2 separate regions of the Homo sapiens genome follow, and region 1 is linked to region 2. A link is a contact called in ENCODE Hi-C or POLR2A ChIA-PET data. All regions are on one chromosome and are shown on one strand. Each heading gives the region's core, a stretch centred on a gene start or an enhancer-like site at or near the end of the contact. The rest is flanking DNA. Distances are from core to core; before and after follow the strand shown.

Evidence for each region. Hi-C counts contacts between places; a loop is a spot of excess contacts on that map. ChIA-PET counts read pairs that join two places held with the same protein, here RNA polymerase II (POLR2A). Pooled maps may share reads with other maps.
Region 1: a loop to region 2 is called in a map of HepG2, with 2.4 times the contacts of the local background. The contact joins two enhancer-like sites. A Hi-C loop is called at or near these places in 6 of 168 maps with a recorded cell type or tissue (B cell, Caco-2, HepG2 and 3 more), 2 of 37 single-sample maps with no recorded cell type and 7 of 50 pooled maps. POLR2A ChIA-PET finds 5 or more read pairs at or near these places in 8 of 52 experiments (A549, HepG2, MCF 10A and 5 more).

Annotation. Positions count from the first base shown.
Region 1 is chr18:62,783,216-62,787,764 of GRCh38, reverse strand. The region is part of intron 1 of PHLPP1 (PH domain and leucine rich repeat protein phosphatase 1); the gene reads right to left. Among named protein-coding and RNA genes, the nearest start is that of PHLPP1, 70 kb to the right of the region's middle. Within about 2 kb of position 2,569, at least 7 of the 41 ENCODE cell types and tissues checked have a DNase peak (open chromatin) inside an H3K27ac peak, as active enhancers do.
Region 2 is chr18:62,738,627-62,743,116 of GRCh38, reverse strand. All of the region lies in intron 1 of PHLPP1 (PH domain and leucine rich repeat protein phosphatase 1), which reads right to left. Among named protein-coding and RNA genes, the nearest start is that of PHLPP1, 25 kb to the right of the region's middle. RefSeq lists an enhancer at 1,607-1,901. Within about 2 kb of position 1,681, at least 10 of the 41 ENCODE cell types and tissues checked have a DNase peak (open chromatin) inside an H3K27ac peak, as active enhancers do.

The DNA.
Region 1 (4,549 bases), core at 1,320-3,819, 44 kb before region 2:
TGTAATTACATTATTAATAACATTTACGTAGACCAGTGAAATATGAAGGCAAAGTAATTTCTGTGAAAATTAAACTAAATGCTTTGGAGAAACTCAATCAAGTGAATCAATTAATAAAAATACCAAAATAGGTTCAGAAAGAAACTGTAAATGGGAAAAGGCTGATAAAAATCTATACCCTGGTTCCAAGGCAAGAACTAAAATAAAAATTCAATTCCTGCTTCTGTCATCCTCGGAATATTAAACTAGGAATTATTCTTTGCTCCCCTCAGTTCCTCCCTTCAAAACGATGCTTTAGGTCGGGCACGGTGGCTCAAGCCTCTAATCCCAGCACTTTGGGAGGCCGAGGTGGGCGGATCATCTGAGGTCAGAAGTTCGAGACCAGCCTGGCTAACATGGCGAAAACCCGTCTCTATTAAAAATACAAAAATTAGCCAGGCAGTAGCGGCACGTGCCTGTAGTCCCAGCTACTCGTGAGGCTGAGGCAGGAGAATCATTTACAGGAGGTGGAGGTTGCAGTGGGCTGAGTGTACCATATACAGATAATTGGGGTTAGCTATATTTCAAAAATTGAGAGCAATCTGTTAAGCTAAAAAGAAAAGAGAGAAAAAAAAGGCATCCTGAGTAAAACATCTTTTCTCTGGAATCTAAAATTCCAGAGAAAATTGAATTTTTTCCCTGCACTCTGGCCTGGGCGACAAAGTGAGACTCCGTCTCTAAATAAATAAATAAATGAATGAATGCATGCACGCTTTAGAGGTATTCTACACCTCCCTGCCTCTAGATAAAGTCTAAGATGGGGAAAGTATTTGCAAATTACCTTAAACATTTTATATTCTCCTTTAGCCAGCTTTTTCAATTAACTGACCAAATACTCATTCTAATTATGTTACATCAGAAATTTTATACTAAATAAACAGCACAAACCATTGCAAAAAATGAAGACAAATGTCATTACTTCTTTGGCACAACTGGTAGCTTTTAGAAGAGGCAGTTCACAGAGCAGACTGTGAACCTTTTACCAAAATCATTCTACTAAGTGTAGCTACTATTAAAAGCAAGAGCTTAGGACAGCCTTTAAGTGTAGATACAAAAAAAGTCAATGATTTTTTATTCATTTGCTTTGTAAACAGCATTCTTAAATTGCAGATGACTTTTTCTCCTTAATATTGATCAAGAAAATCAGATGTTTAAATGAAAAGTTTGTTGCAAAAAGCAAAGACAATGGGAACAGTAACTTTGAAAATAAGGCAGCGAGATTAGTAACTTACCCAAGGTCACAGAGCTAGGAAATAAAACAGCCAAGACAGTCTGATTCCATGGACTTAACTCTCAACCAAAAGTAATAATGATAGTTAAGGATCACAAAACAAAACAACAATAACAACAACAAAATGGTGATACTACAACAAGATGGTGATAATAATAAATGATAACCAACTTGATGGTTCCATTCATAAAGTTCAAGATATGGGAAGCATCAGACTCATCCGTCTGCTGGAGAGGGCTTGTAGACATAGAATAAAGATGTTTATCTTTTAAAATGCCTATTACTCCTTACACTGCAAGGAACACTTTAAAAACTGACTTTTACCTGTGAGCATTAGCCACAGACGCCTATATTAAGAAATGTAATGTCTCTCTTTTAGGAAGATGCTCTGGCATCAGTGTGCAGAAGGGACTAGAAACTGAGGGACCACACTAGAGGCTATCACTGGTTAAACTGACTACAAGAAATTAATGACAATCTTGAGTTAAGGCAGGGATAGAAAGTCAAAGAGGGTGATAAGAGATATATTTAGGAAGTAGTCATCTCCCTATGTGTATCTACCTATGATTATTACAGTTATTGATTAAGCACTTGTTGCAGGTCAGGCACTTGGCTATGGACTGAAAATATTCAAATACAATTCAGTTCAGCTTACCACTCTTCCCCCTGCATGGCCCACTCCTGCCATACCAAACGATGGCATGGTTTCCTCACCTCCAAAATTAAACCGACAGCATATTCCTTTTTTACTTAGGCCCCAAATCCAGCATGAACGGTAATGACCCGAGAAAAGAACAATGCCAAAATTTTGGCAAAACAGCACAGTGGGCAGCGGAGAAAGCCTTTGGCATTAGGAAAACTACTTTCATGTTACGCTTTTCTTGCCTGTAAGGAAACTTTTTTTCCACAAACAATTTAAGTCTATATTAATGCCATTTTCTTCTCCCCAGAAGGATGTTACTAATCTATAAACAGTACTAAAATTTACAATCTAGGTAGATCAATCTTGCCCAACACCATCTCTAATAGCCACAGCACAAAGGTAGAGAAACCAGCCTTATTTCTCTATTTCAGTCCCAAGGTACTGCTTTGAATTTGTTTTTGCTCTAACAAACAGAGCAACCGCTTCTCCCTCTATAAACAGTACTCTCTCCTTTCCTGAATGATGAACACAGCAGGAATCTTAACACTGCTTCAGATGTTACATAAATTCTCCCTGTCCTTCTGAGGATGATACAGAGAGTCTTAAATGGCTCTTTATCTACTGACTGTGACATCACTGTTGGCAGCCACGGCACTATAATTGTTTTGGGGGAGAAGCACTGAATATCTCTGAGTGATCACATGCATTCTCTATTCCCTCCCTATCAGCCAAACACTGTATTTAGTGAACAATATAAACAATACATCAATTACAGTCCTTTAAAATTGAGAGTCAAACAGAAAAACATACCAATTATCTGGTTTTCTATGTTTTATAACAACCTAATTTTGGAGCTATGATTTAATTGCCTTCGTTATAAATAAGGAGTTTTTCAAATTATTCTCCCCTCCTCTAGCATTTATGCTATATTAATCTTTTTTTCCACAAATATCTATATATCTTCTGATTTTATGACTCATTTTGCCCTGAACAGACCATGCTTCAATTTCTCAATTACGGCAACTACGTCAAAAAGGAAACCACAATTACTGAATTCAAAAAAGGATCCCCATAATCTTCTGTTGATTTAAGTGTCAGTGAAACTAGCTTGTGCTCTGTTCCAATTCACTCTCAAAAAGTTCAATTAGGACTAAATGAAATGACCAAATAGTCCAAAACGTTAACACGTACTGAAGCAGGTTATATATCTGCAAACAACATGAGGTTTTATTAGTGATAATTCTCCCATTTCTTCAGCACACAGACAAATGTGTGGCTTTAGCAGTTTCTGATTTTGCACCACTCACTTAACTGCAAGTTGGCCTTCACTGGAACAAACTTAGCCCTTAAACTTCTCTTCCTTCTGAAGATGACAGCTTATGGGTATGGCTACAAAACCTACCATGAGTTATAGTACACCAACTTCTATTACCCTCCTCAAGCCTAAAATAAGAATTCTGTCCCTGCTTTCTTTCTATTAGCCTTTGGGATGAAACTATTATAGTAGAAACTTTACATTCCTCTTTTACTCTCACTATTGACATTTGGGGCCAGATAATTCTTTCCTGAGAGGCTATCCTGTGTATTGTAGGATGTTTCACTGTCCAATGACAAATGTCAAAGTAATCCCTCTATTTGTGACAATGAAAAAGTCTCCAGATGTTGCCAAATGCTCATGAGAACCACTGCTTTAGACATACCCCACTGTCTGCCCCATGTGAAGTCTAGGAGGAGGAAAGTACAATCAGAGAATGAGAATAACTTCAAAATACTCCCCATCGTCTTGAATCTTAAAAATGCACAACCTTGGAGGCCATGAGCCTGGGTCTGGAGTTACAAGTGCTCTGAGCTGTAGCCAGCAGCTTCAGCTCTGCCTAGCCAGGTGGCAGACACTAGGCCCTTTCTTGCTGTGGCCATCTTTCTTCTCATTCTCAGGCCCTTTCTTGAATGAGAGACCAGACCAAAATTGTGAGAAGTATAAGTTCTCTAAAAGTCAACTATAAATTCCGTATTGCTTTTTTACTTCCATTATGTGGACTGTTGTGCCTACAGTCAATCATTTCACCCCATAAGAAACATGATTTAATTAGGTTAAGGCACAAGTTATTAGGCTGTATTCCAAACATAAACTGGTAGCTATTCTAAGAGAAAAAAAAAAAATGCATCAAGAAAAAAGGGCAAAAGAAAAGCTTTTCTTCAAGGCTTCAGGTGTCCCCTTAATAGTGCTATTCATGGATCAGAAAAGATACTCATTTCATGAGTGCTGCACAATAGCTTCTTGTTACAATAACCATTACAATATAGCATTTATTGAAAGGCTTGTGGGCTGGGTGTGGTGGCTCACGCCTGTAATCCCAGCACTTTGGGAGGCCAAGGCGGGCAGATCACGAGGTCAGGAGATCGGCACCATCCTGGCTAACATGGTGAAACCCCGTCTCTACTGAAAATACAAAAAAGTTAGCTAGACATGGTGGCGGGCACCTGTAGTCCCAGCTACTCAGGAGGCTGAGGCAGGTGAATGGCGTGAACCCAGGAGGCAGAGCTTGCAGTGAGCCAAGATCACGCCACTGTGCTCCAGCCTGGGCAACAGAACAAGACTCTGTCTCAAAAAAAAAAAAAAAAGAAAAAAAAAAGAA
Region 2 (4,490 bases), core at 432-2,931:
AACCCTGGGACCTCTCTTGTTTATGGATAAAAAGTGTAAAAAAAAAATCCTAAGCAAGTATAATTTCATTTAATGTCTCCCTAACAGGACATACAAATTAGAATGCTGTATTCCAACTCCATTAAAATGGAAATTGGTTTTTAAAGTATTAAGAGAACACACTGAATTGGTGATTTTTAATGTCCTCAATCAAACATCCTTGATGTTCAGCACAGTTTATTATCATTGGGGGTGAGTTACGGGAAGCTGGAATATACAGCAGGGAATTTTATATACTCATTCAATAAGAGGTACTAATTTTTCTTTTCTAAGAAAAGGAAAATGAGTGTGCTGGGATGGGGCAGAAACAGAGTAAAATAGAGCTTCCGATAAAAATTTTAAAAGGCCAGCTGCAGTGGTTCACACCTGTAATCCCAACACTTTGGGAGGCCGAGCCAGGTGGATCACAAGGTCAGGAATTCAAGACCAGCCTGACCAACACGGTGAAACCCCGTCTCTACTGAAAATACAAAAATTAGCCAGGCATGGCGGTGGGCACCTGCAGTCCCAGCTACTCAGGAGGCTGAGGCAGGAGAATCGCTTGAACCCGGGAGGCGGAAGTTGCAGTGAGCCAAGATAGCGCCACTCAGGCGCCCAGCCTGGGCGACAGAGCAAGACTCCATCTCAAAAAAAAAAAATTACATGAAGCCAGTAAAAAGACTATGCCTTTATTCTCAGACCACACCCCTTTGCATTCTGGGAGCATCTTGGGGCCTCAGATAACATAGAGTCAATCAATATAGCTGTATAAGGAACTACACAGCTGTGTAGGTGGCTAAAAGATGAAGAAAGTCATGTACATAGGAAGAACAGAAAAAGTGGTTGTTCTTGTGTGTTCAGATTATAGAAAAGACCGCGTTACTTTTATCTTCCTTTTCTCTTTTCTCCCTCCTACTGATAAGATAAAAAGTTAGGAAATGATAGTCATGGCACCTGTCCTTGAAAAAGACAAATCTAAAGAACATTTGATAACTCAATGGAATGGTTTCCCATTATCTTAAAATCAATTCCAAAACACTGGCCTCAAAGGCCTTTGTAGCTAGACTTAACAGAGAATTCATATATCTACCTATTTTGCATTGAATTTAAGAGGAGAAAAACTATAATGACCAAAGCATTCGGTCAGGCAGAAGTTAGCCCCAGACCACACACCCATTATATGGCCCCTTACAATTTCCTGATATTCTCAATCAGTACACTATATTCACACTGGTCCTCCCTCTAAGTCCTTAAACTTGCCGGGCTTCCTACCTCAGGGCTTTCAAACACACTGTTTCCCTATTTGCAATGCTCTTTCACGTACCCTGTAACCCAAGCTACTATTCAGTCCTCAGGTCTCAGCTTAAACAAGAATTCACTGCATACTAGATTTCTTCCTCGTGGCACACATAACAATTACAATTAAACAATTATTTATAAAAGTATTTGGTAAGTTTACTCCCTACTTTGAAGTCACAAGGGCAAGGACCTTCTTGTTAAAGAGTGGCACACAAGAGGCACAAAGTTCAAGAAGTATTTGCAAGAAATTGAGAGGAAGAACCCTATAGTACTGTCTTACGTTTTATGATAATCTGCGTCCTTGTGCAATTGGCTTAAGCTTCTGAAAAGGCAGAGGATCTGGTGACTCATCTTTTCCCCCAGCCTTCAAAGCACCTTATACCTTGGGAAGCAAGCACTCCACATCTGAATTGACTAAGTAGACTCAGGGAAAAAAAGACAGTGTCCCATATGAAAAAAAGTTTCTGTTACCACTAATCAGTGACTTTTGAACACAAACAAACCTTTGTGCCAACAACTGCTAGCCCAATAAATACAAAGTTCCTGAGCAAGTAAAAAACAACCGAACTCTACAGCCATTCCACCAGGGCCTATAAAATCAAGAACGGTCTATTATTTTTTTCCACTCTTACTGCTGTTTAGCAATTCATCATATGAAGAGTGAGCAATTATGGTTCTTTCTCAAGAGTTTCTATCCTAGTTCTCAAACTACCTTTATTAAAAATCTACAAAACACAACTTTGCTACGGGAATATAAAATAGCTAGATGATCTGAAGACATCAGTAAATATTTGAGCAATTATATTCTTTTTTTTTTCTTCTTTTTGAGACAGAGTCTGACTCTGTTGCCCAGGCTGGAGTGCAGTGGCATGATCTCGGCTCACTGCAACCTCCGCCTCCCAGGTTCAAGCAATTCTCCTGCCTCAGCTTCCACAGTAGCTGGGATTACAAAGGTGTGCACCACCACGCCTGGCTAGTTTTTGTATTTTTAGTACGTATGGGGTCTCACCATGTTGGCCAGGCTGGTCTTGAACTCCTGACCTCAGGTGATCCCCTGCCTCAGTCTCCCAAAGTGCTGGGATTACAGGCATGAGCCACCATGCCCAGCCATAATTATGTTCTTAAGAAAAACTAAAATAATGCTCGTTTTTGTTTCAATAACCATAATTTAAAATCTTGGCATCTAGCCCAGTCCTAAGCACAAAATGAAAATACAATGCTTACTACAATTAACAAGATTTCCATGATAGGTTTAGCATGGTTTCTTAACAGTGTTTATTATTTATTAATTGTCCTCTATACCATCTGGTTTATATCTACATATCTACCTGAACTTAAAATTTACCATGTCTTTATGTTCACTTTATAAACAGATTTAATCCATGAGTTATTATGATAATCTAAGAATGGAAAATACATTCTTCAGAATCAGCTCTTACCTGTAAGTCATAAGAAAAAAGAAGTCATAAGAAAAAAATCAAATCTATCTCAGAAATATCCATAAATGAGTTTATAAACAGAAAGGAAACAGAATATAATAGAAAGCACAATCCCAGCTTGGTTATTTACTACCCGCAGCTTTCATGAAGGCTTCTGAACATCCTGCCTTTCTGCCTCCCGACCTACCCACCCTCCCTCCCGCCCAAACACATACACACCCCTACAGATTAGGAGCAGGGAACTACAAGCTGTGCTTGCTATCAAAACAAACCTACCCAATGCAAGCATTGCCGAACCTGTAAAACCAAGTTTGGCAATCAGCTCCTCCACCTCTCCTTTGTCCCCGTTTCCCTTCCAGTGCAGTAAGGTGCTTTAGGATGGCCCAAGGAAGGATCAATCCTCCAAAAATTCAGCAGTAGTTGAAATCACTCATGAATTCACAACAGATGGTATACACTATGATTACTTGGTTGATGAGCTCGAGAAAAAGCATATTACAATAAATATTGAGATGTGACTCTTCTTTACCTTCTAATTCACTAAGAAAACTGAGGCCAATTGAGACCCAAAGACTTCCAGAGCTCTTACAAGAATCTCTTTATCCATCCTTCCTAAAAGCCTTATGGAAACAGACGACCCTCTTCCCACCTAGGGTTAACTCCTTCATGGATGCTCCATGCCTGCTTATTTCTTTCTTTCCTTTGTTTAAATTTTTCCCCTCTGTTCATCCATCATCCTTAGCCTCTTTCTCCCTCTCTCCCTTCAGGATAGAAATACTGTTCAAATTTCTGCCTTCAGGGCCTCTTCTCTTCTTCCACTGAGATATAACTTACATCTAATAAAGCACACAAACCATAAGGGTACCAATCAATGAACTGTTGTATATGTACCCACCCAGAAAACTAAAACCCAAATCAATACAAAGAGCAATATCAAGACCAGACGGCTCCTCATGTCCCTTCCCATCCATATCCCGCTGAAAGGTAACCACTACAATACGTCACCAAAAATTAGCTTTGCCAGCTAACTGACCTTCATATAAACATAATCATAGAGTTGTATCTCCTTCATGTCTGAATTATTTCACTCAATATAACTCGCTACTACTTTTTAAATATAGGCATTCTTCGGAGTTGCTTCCTAAGGCCTTTCCTCACTCTAACAATTTCATTCAATCCAAAGGCTTCAAAACTACTATCTGTCTAGCATTTTCATTCAATCCAAAGGCTTCAAAAGTACTACCTAAATAGAGATGATCCTGGAGCTCTTCAGACATACTTGAGTATTCTTCAGGAACCTCAAACTTAACACATCCAAATTCTAACTCATCATCTCTCCCCTTACCCTAAAACCAATTCCTGCTCGCATATTCTGCCTGTTGGTTAATGGGATTATGGTCACCCCTAAACTAGAAACCTCCAAGTCATCCAGACATATAAAATGTTGTTGGTCTAGTTCACACCATATCCCTAGTTACCAACATGCAGGACATACAGTAGTCTGCACTTATCTGCAATTTTACTTTCCACAGTTTCAGTTACCCACAGCCAACCACAGTCCAAAAATAGATGAGTACAATACAGTAAGATTGACAGACCATATTCACATAACTTTTATTACAGTATTGTTATTAACTGTTCCATTGTATTAGTATTTATTGTTGTTAATCTCTTACTGTACCTAATTTAGAAATTAAACTTTATCATAGGAATATATGTATAGGAAAAAACATA